2 separate regions of the Homo sapiens genome follow, and region 1 is linked to region 2. A link is a loop called in an ENCODE intact Hi-C map of the cell type or tissue named here. Cell type or tissue: MCF 10A. All regions are shown on one strand. Each heading gives the region's core, and the rest is flanking DNA. Links, peaks and the distances in the headings are about the cores only. Region 1 has its middle 75 kb from the start of TFCP2L1. Region 2 has its middle 190 kb from the start of TFCP2L1.

Region 1 (11,424 bases), core at 1,476-9,475, 110 kb before region 2:
AGAATTTACTTTTTTCTTTTTGGTTTTGAGACAGTCTTGCTCTGTTGCCCAGGCTGGAGTGAGATGGCATGATCTCTGCTCACTGCAATCTCCGCCTCCCAGATTCAAACGATTCTCCTGCCTCAGCCTCCCAAGTAGCTGGGATTACAGGTGCCTGCCACCATGCCCGGCTAACTTTTGTATTTTTGTAGCCATGCCCATTTTTGTATTTTTGTATTTTGTATTTTTGTAGCCATGCCCAGCTAGATTTTGTATTTTTAGTAGAAATTGTGTTTCGCCATGTTGGCCAGGTTGGTCTCGAAGTCCTGACCTCAGGTGATCTGCCCTCCTCGGCCTCCCAAAGTGTTGGGATTATGGACGTGAGACACCGGCCAGACTCTCCTTCCTTTTTAAGGATGAATAATACTGTTGTATGGATAGCCCACATTTTGTTTATCCACTCATCCTTCAGTGGACATTTTGGTTGCTTCCATGTTTAGCTATTGTGAATGATGCTGCTATGCACATAGGTGTGACCAAACAGCTCTTCATGTCCCTGCTTTCAGTTCTTTTGGGTAATGCTCAAAAGTGGGATTGCTGGGTCAATTCCATGTTTAATTTTTTGAGGAACTACCATCCTATTTTCCACAGGGGCTGCACCATTTTACATTCCCTCCAACAGTGCACAACGGTTCCAATTACTCCTTGCCAACACCTATTATTTTCCTGGGTTTTTTTTTTTTGTCTTTGTTTTTTAATAATAGCCATTGTAACTGGAGGCTTCAGGTGTTTGAAGTTTGATCAGTGGGTGGGCTGGCTGAATGCTGGTCAGCACGTTTGCAGCGCTGCCACCCCAGTCTCTTATCTCTTACCAGGACCAGGGCTGTAGCCCATGAGCCACCCACAGGCCTCCCTACCAGCCCCCTACCCTGCTCTGAAACCTTCCTACCCTGACCACAACTTTCCCAAGCTCTTCTGTCTCCAGCGTCCATTCTGATCATGTGTGCCCATGGCGCCCAGAGCTGTGGCTCCGCCATGCCTGCTGCCCGTGATCTCCCCAGACTTCCAAGCCCCACGGATGGCGCTCCTCCCACCCCGCACTGGTAAAGCCCCCCTCTCCTCTCAAGTTGCCTGCACGTCCCTGTGAGAGGAGCAGAGGGTGTGCACAGTGGGAGGGCCTTCAAGGCCTTGGGTTGGAATCCTGGGTCCGTATGATTTTGAGCAGGCTACTTAACCTCCCCGATTCCTATTCTCATCTGTGAAATAGAAATACCACCTGCCTTGCAAGTTTGTGGGGCTGAAATGAGACCATGTACACGAGACAGGGAGCAAAAGGCCGGGCACAGGACGAGGCTCCTGGGGAAATGTGGAACAGCACTGGCAGGGCCTCTGAGCTGGGAAACGGCTGGGTGTTCCAGGATCCTGAAGAAGGGCATTGTTGCTGAAGGAGGATGATGCCAGGGGAGGTCAGAGGAGGAGGGGATCGGGCCAGATAACGGAATGATCCTCAGAGTTTTCAGTGTTCCCAGTACACACGCGCATATTAATGAGTTTCACAAAACAATACTTGGACTAGTCCATGTCATTTTTTCTTGAGGAATGCAGATCTTGACCTGTGGAGCTGACCTTCTGGCCTGCTGGTGGGCTGTGCCCTATGCTTTGACTCTCCTGACACAGGGCGTTGCAGACCATATGGGAGCAGGAGGGTCCGGTCTGTGTTCTAAGTGCAGTGGGAAACAGCGTGGCAGGTCCTTAGGCTGAGAGGGTACGTGATGGCTGTCTTAGCCCATGCGAGCTGCTGTAACAGAATGCCATAAGTAAACTAGGTGGCTTATAAACAACAGAAAGGTATTTCTGTCCGTTCTGAAGGTGAGGTGTCCAAGGTCAAGGCGCTGGCAGATCCAGAGGCTGGAGAGGGCCTGCCTCCTAGGAAGGGGCAAACAAGCTCCCTAGGGCCTCTTTTACAAGGGCATTAACCCCATTCATGCGGGCTCCACCCTCATGGCCTCATACCTCCCAAAGGCCCCACCTGCATGTACCATCACCTTGGAGGTTAGGCTTCAACATCGGAAGCGGGGGAGGGAACACAAGCATTCAGTCAATAGCAACGGGATTGGGTTCAAGAGCTCAGAGTGGAACTAGGGAGCCTGGCAAGCTCAGGGCCCAAGAGTTCCCCTGTACCACCGTCTTTCCTTCTGGTATGGCTGCTGGCTGCCCCATCCGCCTGCACAGCCTCTGCCCCAACAGAGAAACTAGAGGTGAGCTAGGACACAAGAGTGGGATGGTGTGAACTCGGCAGCACCTCGCAGCAGCCGAGGCCCAGAGCAGCATGGGCCCACAGCAAAGGCTTCTTCCTTTCCATTCAAACTGCGAGAGCTCGGCAGGCCCCAGCGCAGGTGCGGCTCGGGTCGCTGTCCTCGGCCTCCCGGTGGGCAGGAGCCGGCAGCCGCCCTGCAACGTGGTCTATTTCCAGCAAACCACCCCCCTCCCCCCCAGCCATGATGCGGGCGTGAGGCTTTCCGGCTATTTCCCAGGATGTCTCTTCAGGCAGCGGGGTGCAGCACTGTGGTTCTGAAACTGGAGGGCTTGTTCTAAAGATGGCTGGGCCCTCGGCTCGGTGGGTCTGATCGGGGGCCTGGGAATTTGTATTTCTAAGAAGTCCCCAGGTGATGCTAACACCGTTTGTCCAGGGACCACACTTCGGGAGCCCCTGATGTAGCGGAGAACTGCCTAGCTTCTCATTCAGCCTCCGGCTGTGTGACCTTGCCCAAGGTCGCCTAACTTTTCTGTTTTGCTTGCCTCATCCGTAAAATTAGTCCACGAGGACTAATACTCGTGCCTGCCTCGCAGGACGATTATAACGAGTAAATGAGCTGAATTTACTTCAAGAGCTTGGAATGGCCCCGGCACATATTAAAGCGGTGAGAGGCAGGAGGCTTTTATTCATGGCTTGTAGTGGCTGGGTGGTGTCCCAGTGCATCGGAATCTTCAGGAGGGCCGGAAAGCCACCTGCACTGCACTGCGGGGGTTCCCCGCCCGCAGTCTCCCATTCAGTGGTGGGGTGCGGGTCTGAGAATGTGCATTCCTAACAGGTTCCCCCGGGGGCTGTTGCTGCTGGCCTGGAGGCACCTGCCCTCTCTTTCTGGGGAGGAACCTCCAAGAGGGATAGTGACTCACTCGGGTGGGGTGGGACAGAGGGGGACTAGAGAATGTTAGGGTCCAATGACACAAAGGTGACCCAGAGCCTGACAGCTGGCTGGTAGCTATGGGATCCTCTGCGCCTCCCTGTAGGGGAAGATGATTTGAGTAGTGAAACCTGTTGATGACCCTCCCACCCCCCAACAGACACACACACACACATGCACACAGACACACACACACACACGGAACCAGAGGGGCCTCCCGGGTACAGGTGTGGATGCCACTGGCTCTCGACCCCACTCTCTGCCCTGGGTCAGGTGAGTAGCCACACTCAGCGCTTCTGCTTCTGGAAGTCCTGGGCTGTGGCGGCTCCCACATCGCTGACTGGGGCTGTCCACATGGAAGACCCGTGAAAGTCACCAGTGGGAAGCAGGTGCATGCACTGTTTGGGCCTCTACCGGGTAGGCTGAAGATTCCACCTGGAGTGTGTCAGACAGGATAGGCCCTGGGAGGCTGACTCACGAGGACCAAACCCTGAGGAGCCTGAGGGAATCACTCCTGTGGGTGAGAGGAGGAAATCAGCCATATGGCTCTGGAGGATCCTGGCAGCCTGAGGACACTCTAAGGTGCAAAGCAGAATCCTCAAGGGAAGGGTGTCTGGGCAGGTTCTCCCAGCTGAGCCTCTGCTGGAACAAAGCTGGCTTTCCCCTGGTCCTCCAGCCAGGAAGCGCAGGCCCTTAGGCTTGGCTTGGACACTGTTCCTTGGACCCACCAGGGGCGGACCCAGGTCTAGACAGTCCCCTCCCGCCCCCCATTCCCAAACCCTCTGATAAACATGCTTTGGGGGAAGACTGCACGCCCTGCTTGCTCCAGCCCTGCTCAGCCCCAGGTTGCCTCGCCCAGGGAAGAATCTGGTGGCCAGGAGGCTTCCAGAGCTAGGTTGGGTTGAATATTAACCTGCCTTGATTGGGTGGAACAATATTTAAACTCAATTACAAGAGAAAGGGGTTATCTGGAGAGGGCTTATCAGGCCAGAGCAGCTATTGAAATATCTGATAAGCCCAGAGGTTGACATTGGAGTGGGGGAGGAGCTGGCCCCAAACACTAGTCCAGAGAGGAGAAAGGTGGATGAGGAAAATCGACCAACTTCCCTCCCTTCCTCCTGTCATCCCTTCTTTCTCCTCCTCTCCCTCCATTCCCTTTGTTCACATATGCTTTTTGAGTATCAGGGGCAGGCCCAGCTCTTTCCTGGCACCAACAGCTCACAGAACTTGCTGGGCCTTACTCTTCCTCTGGGCTCTTCCTCTGAGCTCCCATGGGCTCCTGTGCCTAGGCTGTAACTGTCCATCTTTCTGTCCGCCTCTCCCACTGGGAGGAGCTCCTAGAGACAGAGTTTGGTCTGCCTGATCGCTGCCACTCTGGAATCCAGCCCAGGGCCTGGCAGGGAGAAGCCTGCTAGGAGTGTTTGTTGAATGAGTAAGAGATAGCAAGAGGTGCTGGGCAAACGAGGGACTGGGACCTGAAAGCAGCGGTGAAGGGAGCCTGTGCCGGCAGGGGGCAAGCTGCTATATGGTGACGTGTCACCTTAGCACAGAGAGAATGGGGACAGAGGACAGTGAGTTCGGATGGGGCAGTAGGGATTGGGAAGAGGACAAACATGGGCACAGGGATGTGGTGTGGGCCGGCAGGAGGAGGCCTGTGAGGGGCTCCCCCAGCCAGGTATTGCCCGTGCCTTGTCTGAAGGGATCCAGGATGTACCACACTGAAGAGGGTTTTCTGGTTTATTTTTTTATTTTTTTATTTTTTTATTCCCCTTAATCTGCCTAAAAGCAGAGGCTCCCAAAAGAATTCAGCTGCCAGAAATCCTTTCCCTGGAACTTTCAAAACCAGAGAGATGGACTCCTATCACCAAATACAAGAATTCAAGAAGTCAGCACTGGCACCAAGATAAGAAATCACCAGAACAGACATAGTTGCAAAACTGTCCTAGCTGCCATCTGTTCTCCTAGGGGCCATTTATCTTTCCTAAAAGTAAAATGGTCCTTCTCTTCCCTCTTCCCCTATTAACATGGTATATAAGTCCCAAATTATAACCACCTCCTTGAGTTGCATTTTTCTTTTCTTTTCTTTTTTGAGACAGAGTCTCACTCTGTCACCCAGGCTGGAGTGCAGTGGCACCATCTCGGCTCACTGCAACCTCCATCTCAAGCAATTCTCCTGCCTCAGCCTCCCAAGTAGCTGGGATTACAGGCACCCGCCACTGCGTCCAGCTAATTTTTGTATTTTTAGTAGAGATGGGCTTTCGTCATATTGGCCAGGATGGTTGTGAACGCCTGGCCTCAGGTGATCTATCCACCTCGGCCTCTCAAAGTGCTGGGATTACAGGTGTGAGCCACCACGCCTGGCCACATTTTTCTTTTTATTTATACTTGTTTTATCCTTTTCTCCTTTTTTCTCTTTTCTTTTTTTTTATTTTTTATTTTTAACATTTCTTTCTTTTTTTTCTTTTTCCTTTATCTTCTTCTTCTTTTTCTTTTTTTTTTTTTTGAGACAGTTTCTCACTTTGTCACCCAGGCTGTAGTGCGGTGGATCATAGCTCGCTGCAGCCTTGAACTGAGTCACATTTTTCTGTGAAACTCCCTCATAGGTATGAGAATAAAAATCCATCTTTTTTCTCTAGCGAATCTATCTTTTGTCAGTTTAATTCGCAGGCCCCTAGTCACTGAACATAAGAGGACACAGGAAAAGTTTTTCCTCCCTATTATCTCATCTGCACTCACAGCACCTTTTCAGGCAGTTGTTAAAGTCTCTGCTTTGCCTGTGAGGAGACTGAGGCTCAGAGAATCTGGGCAGCTTCTTCAGGGACACACAGCTAGTCAGGGGGCAAAGTCAGGCTTCTGACCCAGGTCCGTCAGCTCCAAAGACTGTGCCACCGTCCCATGTGGCTGCGGGGAGGCTGATGCTGGGGAGCAAATGCATCCGGATAAGGTGCTGCTCCTGGCTGGGAAGGCGGATGCCAGGATATCTAGGTAGCTTGGGAGATGCCCCTCCCGGCAGTTCTTCCTGCCCATGGGGAAGCGTGCCTTTGAGACAAGCTACATACCATGCTTGTCCCCTCTCCACCTCAGCCCTGACCCAGCTGTGCCCTTGGGGCCTGTGGAAAGGGGTGAGCTAGAACCGCCTCCTCCTTCCCAGTGCTGCGCCCGCTTGCCTCTCTGGGACGGGGAGGGGTGGGATATGCGGCCAGGGGGCTGGCTTGGTTTAAGTCTTCAGCTCACAGCCCAGCCCCAGCCAGGGGATCCTGAGCCCCAACTCGTTTACAGTCCCTGCATGGGCATCTTCCCCACAGCTGCAACTGTCCCCTCTGCTGGCCCTGCTGCTGCCCTCTGGAATGTGGGCCCTAGGAAAGGAAGCCTGTCCCCGGGTACCTGCAGATGCAGCTCTTCCTCTGGGCTGCCGTGGGCTGCTGGGCTCCAGGGTTCTGCCCCAATACTCAGGCCACCTCCTCTCAGGTGAGGTGCTCACCCCTCTCCAGCACCTTCTGCTGACCGTCCCTGCCCCTCTATTGTGGATGGACTTGGGAGGCCAGTTCTGTGCTTCACCTCCTTCCACCTTCCTCCTTCATCTGTCCCTTTCATTCATTCTTTCCCTCTTGAAGAGAAAGTGGACTCAGAGTTCCAGCTGATCTAGCAGGGAGACCCTGGCTCTGACCCCCATAGGCTGTTTTCTTTTTTCTTTTTCTTTTTTTTTTTTTGAGACAGGGTCTCACTCTGTCACCCAGGCTAAAATGCAGTGATGTGATTTCAGCTCACTGCAGCCTCAACCTCCCTGGGCTCAGGTGATCTTCCTACCTCAGCCTCTCAAGTAGCTGGGACTACAAGTGTGTGCCACCACACCCGGCTATTTTTTTTTTTTTTTGTATTTTTGGTAGAGACAAAGTTTCACTATGTTGCCCAAGCTGGTCTCAAGCAATCCACCTGCCTTGGCCTCCCAAGGTGCTGGGATTACAGCTGTGAGCCACTGCATCTGGCCGACTGTTTGCCATTTAATCTCCCTAAAGTCTCTTTTTTTAAAAAAAATGGGGACTAGGACCAGCCTGACCAACATGGAGAAACTCCATCTCTACTAAAAATACAAAATTAGCCAGGTGTGGTGGCGCATGCCTCTAATCCCAGCTACTTGGGAGGCTGAGGCAGGAGAATCACTTGAACCCGGGAAGCGAAGGTTGCGGTGAGTCAAGATCGTGCCACTGCACTCCAGCCTGGGCAACAAGAGCTAAACTCCATCTCAAAAAAAAAAAAAAAAAGGTAGGGGGGACTAGTCATACCTACTTCAGACAAATGAAGATGAATAAATATATGTATATATTCTAAATGAACAGATATTGAAGGTGTATTGGTCAGGCTGCTTGGAGCTTTTCTGGCCTAGAAGTCCCCCTTATGGCTACTGTCATTCTGTGGAAAGCCACTGTCCGCAGGACTAGACTCCTGGAAATGACCTTCAGGGAGAACTCTGCTTTTTCCTTGGGGCTGTAAGAGCTCCCAGCTGAGGAGTAACGGAGGGAGTAGAGGCAAACCCTGTCCTCCCTGCTGTGAGGTGTTCTGCCAGCATCCCTTTGGCTTCAGCCTGACTCTTGAGCCGCCAGCTCTGGCTGACTTGTCTGTTTCAAAGCACGCTGCTCCTGCACGCCCCAGAAGGGAGGGGTGTCTCTGTTTTGAAATTAATCTGACTTTGACTTTAGGAAGGGGCCATGAGGGCCTTGGGCAGACCATGTGTTCTAAGTAGTGTTGTGGGTACTGTTTTATTTGTTGCTAGTGACTTAAGAGTTTGAACTGGGTCTGAAGACCGACTACACTGTCTGTAAAGTATTCAAAAGAAGATGACATTAAAAAGAAGACTCCCAAGAACATAGAATAACACCGCTAAGGTAAGCATTTTTAGAAACAGATATTAAGTTGGAAATATCCTGAGAAGATTGAATTAAAATACAATATTCTCATATCTTGGCCATATTAGGTAAGTAATATTGGCCACTGCAAAAACAAGCCCCAAACGCCCATGGCTTAACATAATAAAGGTTTATCTCCCCTTCACATCTCAGGCCCATGTGGGCGCCCAGGGCCGCCTCCCACATGGTCATTCAGGGACCCAGGTTCCTTCCATCTAGTGGTTCTGCCATTTTTGTGTGGTTTTTTTTTTTTTTTTGAGACGGAATTTTTCTCTGTCACCCTGGCTGGAGTGCAGTGGCGCCATCTCGGCTCACTGCAAGCTCCGCCTCCCGGGTTCATGCCATCTCCTGCCTCAGCCTCCCGAGTAGCTGGAACTACAGGCGCCTGCCACCATGCCCGGCTAATTTTTTGTATTTTTAGTAGAGATGGGGTTTCACCATGTTAGCCAGGATGGTCTCGATCTCCTGACCTCGTGATCCGCCCGCCTTGGCCTCCCAAAGTGCTGTGATTAAAGGCATAAGCCACCGCGCCTGGCCCGTTCTGCCATTTTCTAGGGCCTTAGAGCCTTTGCTCCTGCCAGAGGAAGGGACAATGGGGACCCTGGGAGGAGAGGTTTTGGGGACCAGCTTGGAAATGGCGCCCTCACTTCTGCTTGGATGACCTTGGGCAGCGCAGTCACAGGTCGTACCCAACAGCCTGGTTGGGTGGTTGGGAAATGCGGTCTAGCTATAGGTCCAGCCTTCTCTGCCACAATGACATTTAAGACATAAATAAATAAAAGCCAGCTGGAATAAGTGAAAAAAGAAATTGCCGACGCCTATGGTGTCCCCTCTGTGCCAGGCTTTGTCCTTAATCTGTAGATACCAATCCTCACTATAGCCCTGTTTAGACACCAGTATCAGCACTACTTTCAGAAGCAGGAAATTTAAACCAGGAGAGGTTCATTAAGTTGCTGAAGAAAGGAGTTTACCGGCCAGGCCCTGTGGCTCACGCCTGTAATTGTATCATTTTGGGAGGCTGAGGCAAGAGGATTGCTGGAAGGCCAGGAGTTCAAAACCAGCCTGGGCAACACAGCAAGACCTCATATCAATTCTTAAAAAAAAAAAAAAAAAAAGAGAAGGAAGAAAGAAAGGTTAAAGAAAGAAAAGGTCCAAAGTGGGCTGATTTTTAGGAGAAGAAAGGAAGGGAGGGAGGGAGGGAGGGAGGAAGGAAGGAAGGAAAAGAAAAGGTCAAAAGTGGGCTGATTTTTAGGGGTCCTGCATATTTATTCATTCTTTTTTTTTTTAAACCAATTGTCATTCTGAGCTCACACTGTGGTGTGCCAGGCGCTGCTGTGTGGGGTGGTGCAGGGTGATTGGCAGGGTGATTGGCTCCCCCAAGCCTAGCTGTTGGGTGTGACCCAGGAGTTAAGAGGGGGTGACTGTTGTCTCCCACCTCCTCCAGATTCTTCTTATGGCCTCTATTTGCCTCACAAACCTAAGAATGTGCATCGATGCCTTTAAGAAAAAAAGTGCATTGTTATTGGAAAGACAAAATTGGCCTGCAGGTTTCCTATGACCCACCATGGGTGTTTGTATATAAAACAGAGCCCGGGCCTGGGGGTGGCCAGGGGCTGCGCTGCACACAGAGGCCCACTGTCAGCCAGGGCTGAGGCTCCAGTTTCAGTCCTGAGTCTCTGGCACAGAGTGGATGGAGACTGGGCGAGAGGACATGGCTCCTATGTGACATAGCTGTGGCATCTTGGCTGAATTCCAGCCAGACTCCAAGTCACGCAGGCCTAGAGAATCAACGCTGCAGGGAACCCTGGAAATCCAGGCCTGTGGTCTTCAAACTTGCCATGCCAAACCTGCTTTGAAGGAAATAGAATGTAGCAGCACATTCAGAACCAAGAGCTGCTCTGAAGGGCCAGATTGGCATGGGCGGAACTGAGGACCCAGGGCTGTGTGGACCACGGTGGGAAAGCTCAGAGCTGCTCTAACCTCTTCTGCTGTAGCTGCTGGGGAAACTGAGGCCCGCAGAAAGGAAGCAACATGCTTAAGGGCATCCGGTGACTTGGTGGCCCATCAGGCTAAGAAGGAACCCATCAGATGTCAACTGGAAGTAGTGGGTCCCAGCTTACCCTTACTTCGCTTTGTTTGTTTGTTTGTTTCTTTTTGAGACAGAGTCTTACTCTGTCTGGAGTGCACAGTCTGGAGTGCAGTGGCACACTCTCGGCTCACTGCAACCTCTGCCTCCTGGGTTCAAGCAATTCTCTTGCCTCAGCCTCCTAAGTAGCCGGGACTATAGGCGCGCGCCACCATGCCCGGCTAATTTTTGTATTTTTAGTAGAGACAGGGTTTCACCATGTTGGCCAGGCTGGTCTCGTACTCTTGACCTTGTGATCTCCCCACCTCGGCCTCCCAAAGTGCTGGGATTATAGGCATGAGCCACCGTGCCCAGCCTTTTTTTTAAAAAAAAAAAAATTTTGAAGATAGAGTCTCACTCTGTCACTCAGGCTGCGGTGCTGTGGCACGACTTGGCTCACTGCAACCTTTACCTCCTGGGTTCAAGTGATTCTTCTGCCTCAGCTGCCCAAGCAGCTGGGACTGTAGGCATGTGCCACCATGCCTAGCACATTTTTGTATTTTTTGTAGAGATGGAGTTTCACCATTGTTGCCCAGGCTGCTCTTGAACTCCTGGACTCAAGTAATCTGCCCACCTCAGCCTTCCAAAGTGCTGAGATTATAGGTGTGAGCCACTGCGTCTGGCCCTTACCCATAGTTCTGTGTAACTTGGCCATAAAATGCGGGTTCCCACCATTCCATCCTCAAGTTCAATAATTTGCTATTATGGTTCACAGAACTCAGAGAAGCTTAGATTTACTAGTTTATCCTCTGATAAAGAGTATGATAATGGACACAGATCACAGCCAGATTTTTAAAAGTACATAGAGCAAGGCCCGGAATCGTCCCAAGGGCAGGAGCTTCTGTCCCCCTGGAGTTGGTGCTCACCAACCCAAAAGCTCTAACCCTCGTGCCTTAGGGATGTGTTTTTTTTGTTTGTTTTTTGTTGTTTTTCAAGATGGAGTCTCACTCTGTCGCCAGGCTGGAGTGCAATGGCGCGATCTCAGCTCGTGGCAACCTCCACCTCCCGAGTTCAAGCAATTCTCCTGCTTCAGCCTCCTGAGTAGCTGGGATTACAGGCATGCGCCACCACACTGGGCTAATTTTTGTATTTTTAGTAGAGATGGGGTTTCACCATGTTGGCCAGGCTGGTCTTGAACTCCTGACCACAGGTGATGCACCCGCTTCGGCCTCCCAAAGTGCTGGGATTACGGGTGTGAGCCACTGTGCCGGGCCCTCAGGGATGTTTATGG
Region 2 (11,424 bases), core at 2,376-10,375:
CATATCCTTGACTTTTTCTCTCTGCTTTCTGGGAGGTGGTGGCAAATGACAAATCCAAGCAGACGTTCCTGGCCCGTAGCCCCACAATGCATCCAGCTGCACCTCGGCTGGAGCTCTCCCCACCCTGGGATGCCCAGAGAGTCCACCCCTCATGCACCAGCCGACCCTTCCGTCCAGCATGTCCCAGAACGCAAAGTGACTGGTGTTAGCTCTCCCCAGCCCTCTGCACCGTAGCTGGTTTCCCCTTTTTCATACTGGGAAATAAAACAATGGTAAACAGCTTTGTTCAGGGATGATAATCCCTGATTATTCCCTCAGGGTTGACCAGGGCCTGGGAGTGAACATTTACAGGGGCCTGAGCCCGTGGCAGATGGGGCGAGGGCATAAAAGAAGGAAGAAGCCTGGGCTGGACATCTGTTAGAAAAACTGAGCTTCTCCTCAGTTTGCCCTGTGAATCTCCAGGCACAGCTTCTACAGGGTCTCAGTTCCACAGACCCTCCACACTGCAGTGCTGGTAGGGTCAGAGAAATGCCTACAAACCAGGTCCTGGTGTCCCTGGGCCTCTCTGTGGGAGCCACCGCCATGGGAATAGATGGCTGTGTGTGAGTTCCCTGGAGGCAGCACCAACTTTACATCCCAAACACCGCCTGTCACTGTCTGGGTACGCATGGCTGTTGGAGAGCACAGGTGAATGCACCTGCTGGAGATCGGGTGGAGGGTGAGAGCTCCTCATCCACAGATGTTGCCCTGCCTGCTGTGGCCCCAGCCCCCCACCCAGCTGCCACCATGACTCCCTCAGGACAAGGAGCCAGTGTTTGCTGAGCCCCTGAGATGCACGGCTGGAGCTGGGGCTTCATGTTCATTGCTCCTGGTGACTGTCCTGCGAGGTAGGTATCATTGCAGCCACCTATGGAGGAGCAAACAGGGGCTCAGGGGACAGCAAGAGCACTTTCCCAAGACTGCACATGTAGCGGGGCCAAGCTGAGAGAGAGTGTGAGGGGGATTTGTATAAATTTAGAGCTAGAAAGTATCTCAGCCATGCCCACCTTTCAAGGAGGCTTTGCTGTGTTTGAATTTGGGGCAGGCGGCTTAAGAGTGAGAGAAAGTGAGATTAGGATTGACAGAGACAGACAACGAGAGAGAAGAGAGAAGAGAAAGAGGGAGAGAGAGAGAAAGGAGAGCCCGGTGTTGTTGGAAAGGGAGGGCAGTGTGGTGTTGAGATAGCAGGATGATGCTGAGAGGGACAGAGGCAGGGTAGGGTGATGGACACGCGTGGGGAGCTGAAGGATGCTAGTCAGAGTCAGATGTCCTACACTTGACCCAGACTGCGGAAACTTGGACCATTAACTTAACCTCCCTGAGCCTCATTTACTCATCGACAAAACAGAGCTATGAATACCTCAGTCACAGGCTGGTCAGCAAGAGTAACTGACATAATACACAGGAAGGTGCTGAGCACACAGCCAGTGCTCCATAAACACTTGCTCCCTTCCGGCTGAGCAGAAGAGGCCTGGCTAGCTTCACTTCTGGTGACAACTAGCAAGTGTTAGGACAGTGCCCCTGCCAAGGGCCCTCAGACCAACCCTCCAGGGCTTTTATGCCTCAGATGGCTCATTTGCATGCCCTGGTTGGAAACTGCTTAGCTGAAGAATGGAATGTTCTGGCCTCACCAATTTGATTTTCAAATCACTTCCCTCTGAGCAATAGCCTCCCCCAAGAGCAGCATCCCAATACTTGGTCACACCCATGGACTCGGCCTAGTGATTTTGGGACAGTGAGATTGGAGGGAGGGAAGGGGCTCACCCCACCCTTTCCACACCCTACTCCCAGTATGCATATTTCTAGAAACCAGGTTAAGAATCTGTAGATTTGGAGAGATGTCAGGGCAGGCTGAATGGGTGGCTGTAGGGAGAGGGCAGGATTCCTGCTTTGGCAGGGAAGGATGTTGTGTGTGCTGTTGGAGTCTCAGTCCCTATTTCTTACCCCAATTGTCTATCGCAGGCTTCTGTCCCAGGGGAAAAGAGCTGGCCATGTCAAGCCTCAGGAACTCTCCTTTGACCCTGAACTGCCAACCTGCCTTCTTCTTTCCTGATGATGCCAGCAGAGGGCACCAGGAGCCAGGGAGGAGCTGCGAGATGTCCTGGCCTCAGTGCTGCAGGGATGCTGCCCCCAGCCAGCCTCACCTGCAGACGGAACAGGGAGCCGCCTGGCTGGAGCCATCCCTCAGAGAGCGGTCCCTGCTACCTTGCACAAACCTCCCTCTGAGATCAGAAGCCCTTTCATGGAGGGCAGGTCTCAATTTCCAGTTCTTTTTGGAACAGGAAACAGAGGGACTTGTGTGTATTTATACAAAATTGCAACTGAGAAAGTGGAGGCTCAGAGAGTTTAAGCCACTCGCCTGACACCATCCAGCTGCTAGGTGACACCAACAGGGTTTGCGCCCTGATCGGCCTGACTTCAGAGGTGCACTACTGTTCTATCCGATTATAAATGGTGTGTCTTAGACGGCAGGCTCCCCAGAGAGGGTAGTAGGCCCTCTGAAAGGATGCAGTGGGGCCTGTCTGCCAGCCTGTCCCCAGCCCCTCTCCCAGCCTCCGCCCATGCCCTCCTCTCCAGAGGCCGTCTTATAACCAAAGGACTGAACCTCCCTGACAATGCCATCCTGCTCCCAGCCCAGAAAGCCTCTGAATAGAGTCACCTTCCTCTCCATTCAGAGGTTTCTTAGCTCTGGAACAAGGAAAAAATGTAAATGATTCCCAGAACATCGTGTGCAATGGAGGCACCGGGTTAATGTTGGAAACCATGGCTCCATGAAACCACGGTTTGATGCTGTGATCCACTGTTCCCCGAGAGCGAACGCTGGACCACCAGGATGTGGGTGGCAGATGTGATGATCCTGCAGATGGGCTGCCACAGTAGGAAATCCAAGGGCAGCTCCATCAACATGCCCCTAGTGCACCCCTGGGCAAGGTTGGGACCGAGGCTGTGTGCTGGGTCTGAGGTCTTAGGAAGCCCTGTCTTCCTTATGTCTCTCTTCAGGGCACTTTGGGTCTCAGGTGGGTGAAAAATGAGTTTCAGGTGAAAGAAGTTCTCTGGGCAAACCACTTAATTCCCAGACACAGGGTGTCATGTGGATGCAGTGACCATCTCCATTTTACAGATGGGGAAATGGAGGTTCAGAGAGGAGAAGGACTTGCTTGAAGTCACACAGGGAGAAGGGTGTGAGCTAGGGGGACCTGTGGCTTCTAAGCGGCTGCTATTGTTGCTGCCTCCCAGTGTTCACATACTCGGCAGGGACGATAACGAGAGCAACTTTTTCCAACCAAGTCACCATATGAGTTTCCGGTTGTTGATTTGACACATCACCACCAACTCACTAGCTTTAAACCACACACATTTATTATCGTACAGTTCTTTGGGTCAGAAGTCTGAATGGGATGAAATCAAGGTGTTACTGGAAAAAGGGGTCTCCATCCAGACCCCAAGAGAGGGTTCCTGGATTTTGTGCAGGAAAGGAATTCAAGGTGAGTGGAAAAGTGCAGGGAAAGAAGCAAGTTTATTAGAAACTGCTCCATTACAAAGTAGAGTGCCCTCAGGAAGCAAGCAGAGGCACGCACCATCTTTGCTTTAAGTTTTTCTTATATAGGGATCTTGTCTCTGTAAAGACTAAACCAAAGCTGTGCCTAACTGCCAGTGGGCTGACAGCATGACGTTTATTACTCTACTGATTTAAAGGAAGCTATCCTTGACATGTTCCTACATCAGCACATGAGAGCATAATTATAATTATTTTGAAAACCTATACTGTTAAGGGTATTGGGACATCTGGACTTTCTGTTGTTGGAGGAGTGTGTCCTTACAGGCATTACCAAACTGCTTCCTTAAATGTAAACATCTTAGGACCATGGGTAGTGGCTGGCAAGGAATGTGCCTTGCTAGTTTTAACATGGAGTTGATTTTATTTATATGTATTTATTTTTGAGACAGGGTCTCACTCTGTCGCCCCAACTGGAGAGCAGTGGCGCAATCTCGGCTCACTGCAACCTCCATCTCCCAGGCTCAAGCGATTTTCCCGCCTCAGCCTCCAGAGTAGCTGGGATTACAGGCGCACGCCACCACCACCCGACTAATTTTTGTACTTTTAGTAGGGAGGGAGTTTCACCATGTTGACCAGGCTGGTCTTGAACTCCTGACCTCAAATGATCCACCCACCCCAGCCTCCCAAAGTGCTGGGATTACAGGCGTGAGCCACTGCACCCAGCCAAGATGGAGTTGATTTTAAAATGGTGGCACTCTGGCTCTCCTATGCTTCTGCTTCCCTAACAAAGGTGTTGGCAGAGCTGGTTCCTCCTGAAGGCTCTGGGGGACAATGCATTTCCTTGGCTCTGGCTGTGCCGGCTTCTAGGGGGCAAGAAAGGCCATATCCCTTGGCTCACAGCTCCTTCCTCCATCTTCAAATCCAGCAGCGTGATGTCCTCAACTCCTTCTCTGACCCTCCTGCCTCCCTCTTATAAGGACTCTTGTGATTAGATTGGGCCCACTTGAACAATCCAGGATAACCCCCCCATCCCCAGGTCCTTAATCTAATCACACCTGCAAAGTCCCTTTTGCCCTGCAAAGTAACATATGCCAGGACCTAGGGATTCTGACAGGGATAGCTTTGGGGGCCATTATTCTTCCTACCACAATCACCCTGTGGGTTAGGAAAAAAGGCCTCAGGCAAGCAACCTGACCATAGGGCCCATCAGAGTCCTTGGAGCTTGGCAAGCTTGGTCTCTCAGGTCGTGGGAAGAGGCAGGGAGAGAGCGTGCCCGTTCAGGCAGGGGCTGTGGGACTGAGACTGGCTCGTTGTCCACCAAGACCTACCTCCTTCCTTCCTGGGCTGGCTCTGAGTCTCCATTGGCAGCCTCTGGTTAGGTTATGTGGAAATAAAATCCTCACGGCTCTAGGCTCCCTCTCTTCCTTCATCTTCTAGGTGGACATGGCCCCAAACTGACCTAAGTGTAAGAGTCATGTAGGGTGCTTGCCAGACACTGGTTCCCAGCTCTCCCCTGGAATGAGAATGTGAATGTTAACAAGCGCCCAGAGATCCCCGTGAGCTGAGAGTTTGGCAGACACTGCGGTAGATCACAGTGTTGCCGCATCATTCCTTGCAGCAGGGTGGGCATGGGGAATCCATAGGAAGGCAATGTGGGGGAGCACGTCCCTCACCCCTGCGATGGAGTCAGAGGGTTGCATGTGCAGTCCGTGGGCTTGGCCTCTGTGGGCTTCCTGAATCGATGGAGTCCCATTCCTGCAGAAATAGAAAGTGTCTGCTTGCCTGTATCTGATGGAAGTATCTTCTTTGAGCAGCTCACTTTTCTCCCTCGCCCAAGAGGGTTACCTGGGCCAGATGAAGGCAAGGGAAGGGGCATTGAGTCAGGGCGCTGTTGCGTGTGTTGGTACAGAGCCAGGCTACCCATTGCCCTGCAGCACCCTGGAAGCATTAACAAGCCCCCCAAATAGGAAGGGATGAGAGGACTTCAAATAGGATGGGAGGACTCTGGAATGGGATGCATGCAGCCTTGCCCCTCTGAATTTCAAGCTCACCTCTGCAGAGTACAGTGGCTGGGGATCAGCCCCCCGGGAGTGCTCACAGCCATTCAACAGGTCTGAGAAGCAAGGCTTAGAGAGTGAAGGGCTCTGTCACCCGGCCTCAGACTGGTTCCCCAGGCTGAGCTGGACCCACGCCACCTCTCCACTCAATGAGCATGCCACTGTGCCCAGACAGAGCTCAGGGGCTACACCTGCACTCCAGGGTCTCTGACACATGAAGCTGTCTGCCCCCTCCAGCCCCCGCATCGAGCATTGACCTTCACGGGGGGCAGCCCCAGGAAGGTTAGGGACACTTCCAGACGTCTCATTTCATCCTCAAATGTCCCCTCACCCTTAGTCAGGCAGGACAAGCCTTGAAGGTGCCCCATCTTCCAGGCAGCCCTCCCAGTCCAGCAGCCTGGCTTCTGGGGCCACCACCAGGGTCGGACTTACAAAGGCTTGGGCAGTGCATCCCACATCCCACTGTCCCTGCTGTCTGCAGCCTGCCTCTCCACACTGAGCACTGAGGCTACCAGAAAAAGAAGCCATTTGAACTCCAGGAGCTCCTGGGAAATCCAGCAGAGATGCGCATTTTCGTCCGTGCACTGCCGCCTGCTGGCCAGCAGGTGTTGAATTGTGGAGAGGCTGGAGGGAGGACGGACGGTCGAGGCTGTGGAAGGTTCACCTTCCAGCTCCGCCTCTCCTACGCTCGGGACTAGGGCCCAGTCCCTGGGGGTGTGACTGACCTACCACATTTCCCCTCTGCTCCTCCTGTCAAATCCATCTCGCATGCTGTGACTTTGTTTTTGAAAAGACTGTTAAAATAACTCACATGGAGGTGTTGTGACTGATGATGACTTTAATTTTATCCTTTACCCAGCCCCTCTGAGAAAAAAACAATTTGGAATCTAATTAGGATGATGTTTACCTCCAGATAAATGACTCTGTAATTGTGGAGTTTCAGGCTGTGCACTGAAACTGTGTTTTGGACAGGCAGGGCTCTTCCTAAGCATCCCGGGATCTCTGACTTGCCCTGAGTATAGAGGTGAGTCAGTGGGGCACATATCGTACCTGTCACCGCAGGATGTCATAACAGAATAGAATATTAGAGTTGGCAGTGGCCTTAGAGATCCAGCTATTGCACAGATGAATCCAAGAGGGGGAAAGGCTTTGCCCACAGGGAACAAACTGGAAACAGAATCTCTTCCCAAAAGGCTTAGGGTGAGGAAAATTCCTGGCTGATGGACGTTCTGAGAATTTTTTTTTTTTTTTTAGACGGAGTCTTGCTCTGTCGCCCAGGCTGGAGTGCAGTGGTGCGATCTCGGCTCACTGCAACCTCTACCTCCCGGGTTCAAGCGATTCTCCTGTCTCAGCCTCCTGAGTAGCTGAGATTATAGGCACGCGCCACCACCCCCTGCTTATTTTTGTATTTTTAGTAGAGACGGGGTTTCACCATGTTGGTCAGGCTTGTCTCAAACTCCTGACCTCGTGATCCGCCCAACTTGGCCTCTGAAAGTGCTGAGATTACAGGTGTGAGCCACTGTGCCTGGCCCATTCTGAGAATTTTAAGGGGAAGCATGATATTGAAATCCCAGAGAACAGCCTTGTGCCCCCCACCCCAACCCCATTATCCCCTATTCCCTCTCAAGGATACGGGCTGGGCAGAGGGAGGCATCATTTGGGCAGAGGGAGCACTCTTGCCTCCTCCAGCTCAGTGTCTGTTCTTCCATCCATATCTGCCTGCGGGACATGATCCAGCTCACGGCTCTTCTCCAGAAGGGCAGGAGAGGAATTCTGACTCATTTCCCATCTCTTTATCTTTCTGAGCTACATTTATGGATGATTCTCTCAACTTTTTTTTTTCAATTTATGAATTCCTTTGCAAATGTGCCTAATCTGATGTTTATGCCATTTTTTACTTTAAAAAAGTTTAATAATTATATATTTCATTTTGAGATGTATTTGGTGTCAAATCTGTTAGGTCATCTTGGATACTTTTATGTTCCCTGCATGTGTGTTTAATTTCCCCTTTTACTCCCATAAACATTGAAAACATGACTTTGAATCCTGTTCCTGATAATCCCATAATGTGACATCTTTGGTGGTCTAATTCTGACATCTGCTGCTCCTGCTGACACTTGCTCATGATGGATTGTTTCTCTTGTGCAGGCTCAATTTTTATGGTGAACTCATGTTTTGCAGATCTCAGTCTGTGGGAATCCTGACAGGCCTAGGCTGAGGGTTAGTCCTCTGGAGAGATCTGTCAGGAGGCCTGGAGTGCTTGTTTCCATCTTGGAAACATATTAAAATATTTCTCAGCTTGGATATTCTTCAGGGAGTGTAAATCCAGACCCGAAATCCACGTGAGGATGGCCTTTACATTTTCAGGGGGAAGGAAGAGTGAAATATCTCTCTTCTTTTTCCTCTTCCTTCTCTTCCCCCTTCTCCTCCTCCTCCTCCTTCTCTCTTTCTCTTTTTTTAACCCAAAGCTGAAGCCAGGATAGACACACTTTCTTGTTAGCTTCTTTTTCTATGTCACCTTTTTACCAAGAGTTAGCTCTTCAAGGATTCTAGCTTTTCCAAGAGTCTAAGTCCTGACACTCCATCTTGCCTGCATGGGCCCAGGGCCCTGCCTTCTCTCTTTTGTATGGCTGTTAAAACCAGTGACTATAGGTTTCAGATATTTCCAGGTGCTTCTAGGGCAGCCCACAGCATCAGGGGTCATTTCTCATTCTGGTTTCAGCCTCTTCTTCGGTTTTGGCCTTTGTGAGTTTCCTTACTTTCTTATACAATCAGGTAGTCATTTAAAAGATGTTTGTTTAGTTTCAATCAACAGGTCTAGGTATTTGTAGTGGAGTTTATTTTTTCCCCAGAACATCTAGCCTAGAAGTGGAAGTCCTAATTTTATATTTAAATATTCAGATGTTTGCCACATGTGAAGAGTTTAACCAACTGTGAAGTTGGAGGGAACACAGCCCACACAGAAAACCGTGCTCACTTCCAACACCAATTACAAGTTTTAGGGGTTCCCAAGACCACCTCTTCTGATACCAATTGCAAAGTTGGAAAGACTAGTTCCCCCAACCACTCTCAGTTTTGATAACTTGCTAGAAAGACTCACAGAGCTAACTGGAAGCTGTTAGACTCATCCTTTTTTTTTTTTTTTTTGAGATGGAGTCTCGCTCTGTCACCCAGGCTAGAGTGCAGTGGTGCGATCTCGGCTCACTGTAACCTCTCTGCCTCCTGGGTTCAAGTGATTCTTCTGCCTCAGCCTCCCAAGTAGCTGGGACTACAGGTGCATGCCACCACACCCAGCTAATTTTTGTATTTTTAGTAGAGACAGGGTTTCACCATATTGGCCAGGCTGGTCTCGAACTCCTGACCTCACGATCCACCCACCTCAGCTTCCCAAAGTGCTGGGATTACAGGTGTGAGCCGCCACACCCAGCAAGACTCATCTTATACTTCTGGGTGCAGATGAGCATCAGCCAAGGGAGGATGCCCACAGGGGGTGTCTGGGGACTACCCCATGCACAGCTGCTGTGGTCCTCCCTGTTGGGTCAGCCTCCTGTTCCCAGCATCCATGTGTAGCAGAACATAGGAGTGCTGGCAACCAGGGAGGCTCACATGAGCCTCAGTGTCCAGAGTTTTTCTTGGGCCTCATTGAGTAAGCATGGCAGATGGTGCACAGGCTGGTCTCCATCTCTAGCCTGCAGCCCCTCTGGGAGTGACTCAAAGCCACCACCTTACATTGTTGGACTTTCCGGTTTGACCAGTCCCTACCCGCAATCACATTGTTAGCTATTCAATGTGACCCACAGCAAACAAAGACACTCCTATCAGGCCTGATAGTCTTAGAGCTTAGGGATTCCCTCCCACAAGCTGAAAGCAAAAGCCAGACCTCTTTTTGGACAAGGTGAAATTATTTACTACATATCACAGGAGTTTTTTTGCTTTTTTTATTTGGTTGGCTTTTGTTTTGCTTTGTTTTGAGACAGAGTCTCTGTCACCAGGCTGGAGTGCAGTGGCTCACTACAGCCTTGACCTCCCTGGGCTTAATGGATCCTCTCACCTCAGCCTCCCTAGCAGCTGGGACTACAGGCGCACCACCATGCCCAGCTGATTTTTGCATTTTTGGTAGAGACGTGGTTTCGCCGTGTTGTCCAGGCTGGTCTCAAACTCCTAGGCTCAAGTGATCCACCTGTCTCAGCCTCCCAAAGTGGTGGGATTACATGTGTGAGTCACCACCAGACTATAGTATTTTGTCAAGCTTCTCTATTCTAGAGTTCTTCATTTTGATTCACTTCTTTGGTTAAATTAAAAAAAAAAAAAAAAGAGAAAGGGTATTCACTCTACCCCAGGCTGGAGTGCAGTGACACAATTATAGCTCACTGCAGCCTCGAGCTCTCAGGCTCAAGCCATCCTCCCACCTCAGCCTCTTGAGTAGCTGCCACCACAGGTGTGCATCCTATGATCAGCAGCCTTTTTTTTTTTTTTTTAAAGAGATGGGGTCTATGTTGTCCAGGCTGGTTTTCAACTCCTGGCCTCAAGCAGTCCTCCTGCCTCTGGCCTCCCAAGTACTGGGATTGCAGGCATGAGCCATTCCCCCAGCCCCTCTCTTCTTTTCCTTTCCTGAGCTCTTCTCGCTCACCTTCCCCCTCTTTGGGATGTAATCTTATATCTCTGCTCCAATCTCTTTCATATCTACTTTAAGCCTCCTCCCCTAAGGAGCCATGTTATCTTTCCTGGTTTTAAATATGAACTACTATGTATCTGATTTCTCCTTTACTCTGTTTCCCAGGGGTCACTGGGAGGTTCCTCTTCTGATGTGGTGTTTACTTGTCTTTTGCTCATCCTCCCGTCCTCTAGCTATGGTGCAGCTTTTTTGTTTGTTGCTTTGTTTTGTTTTGTTTTGAGACAGGGTCTCACTCTGTCACCCAGGCTGGAGTACAGTGGCACACTTGCAGCTCACTGCAGCCTCGACCTCCCAGGCTCAAGCGATCCTCCCACCTCAACCTCCCGAGTAGCTGGGACTACAGGCATGTGCCACCACACCCAGCTGATTTTTGTATATATATATTTTTGTAAAGACAGGGTCTTGTCATGTTGCCCAGGCTGGTGTTGAACTCCTGGGCTAGAGGGATCTGCCTGCCTCAGCCTCCCAAAGTACTGAGATTCCAGGCGTGAGCCACTGTGCCTGGCCTGGTGCAGCATTTTTGAATGGGAAGTGCTCTGGCCCTCTTCACCCTTGAGAACTTTGTAGACCCCATGCCATTGTTAGTGAGATTCCTCCACCTGGACTTGCCTACCCCGACTTTGAGGCTGGTCATGGAGGATTAACGGGGACACCAGTGCCCTTGCAGACACTGCAGTTGGCCCTCTTGGTCTCTTGGCAGCACTGCTCACGTGTGGCCACTGCGATCTCCTGGTCCTTCCCCCTTCTCTCTGCCTCTCCCCACCCAGCTTCCTCCTCAGAGGGCTACGATCAGGATATAATGAGGGCAAAAGCGAGGCGTGCGCGATGCACTGCTGTTACAGGTAGTTAGACAGGCATGAGCGGGGCAGGAGAGGGCTCTCCCCACCCCCCAGGAATGTCGGGTAATCGTTCCACGATGATCACATTGCCTCTCTAAAACTGACAAATTGGCAGCCGGTGCCAGGGAGAGGCCATTTCCTGATGGTCCACACCTGTTGCACTAAAGCATTAATTAAATGTAGAGGCTCTGGAGGCAACTTCCCAGGCATGCACATTAAGAGACAAAATGGCAGAGTATGAGCTTCCGGGGGCACGCCACCGGAAGAGGGAAGAAAGCCTCAGATAGGCATGCGTACACCTCCCAAGGGAAAGGA

What was found. Peaks named below come from ENCODE experiments on the same cell type or tissue, not always from the same donor. Only the 100,000 strongest peaks of a DNase experiment are listed, where the experiment ranks them.
Region 1: it touches region 2 in a loop (4-fold over the local background); 2 of 110 quality-filtered maps call a loop at or near these places.

The regions. Positions count from the first base shown.
Region 1 is chr2:121,204,101-121,215,524 of GRCh38, reverse strand. No RefSeq gene overlaps it. Among named protein-coding and RNA genes, the nearest start is that of TFCP2L1, 75 kb to the left of the region's middle. RefSeq lists an enhancer at 524-1,024. In MCF 10A, for the core only: no CTCF peak of the experiment used is centred there; DNase peaks (open chromatin) are centred at 3,664 and 4,544.
Region 2 is chr2:121,090,224-121,101,647 of GRCh38, reverse strand. No RefSeq gene overlaps it. Among named protein-coding and RNA genes, the nearest start is that of TFCP2L1, 190 kb to the left of the region's middle. In MCF 10A, for the core only: a CTCF peak has its summit at 6,178 (motif pointing left); a DNase peak (open chromatin) is centred at 6,187.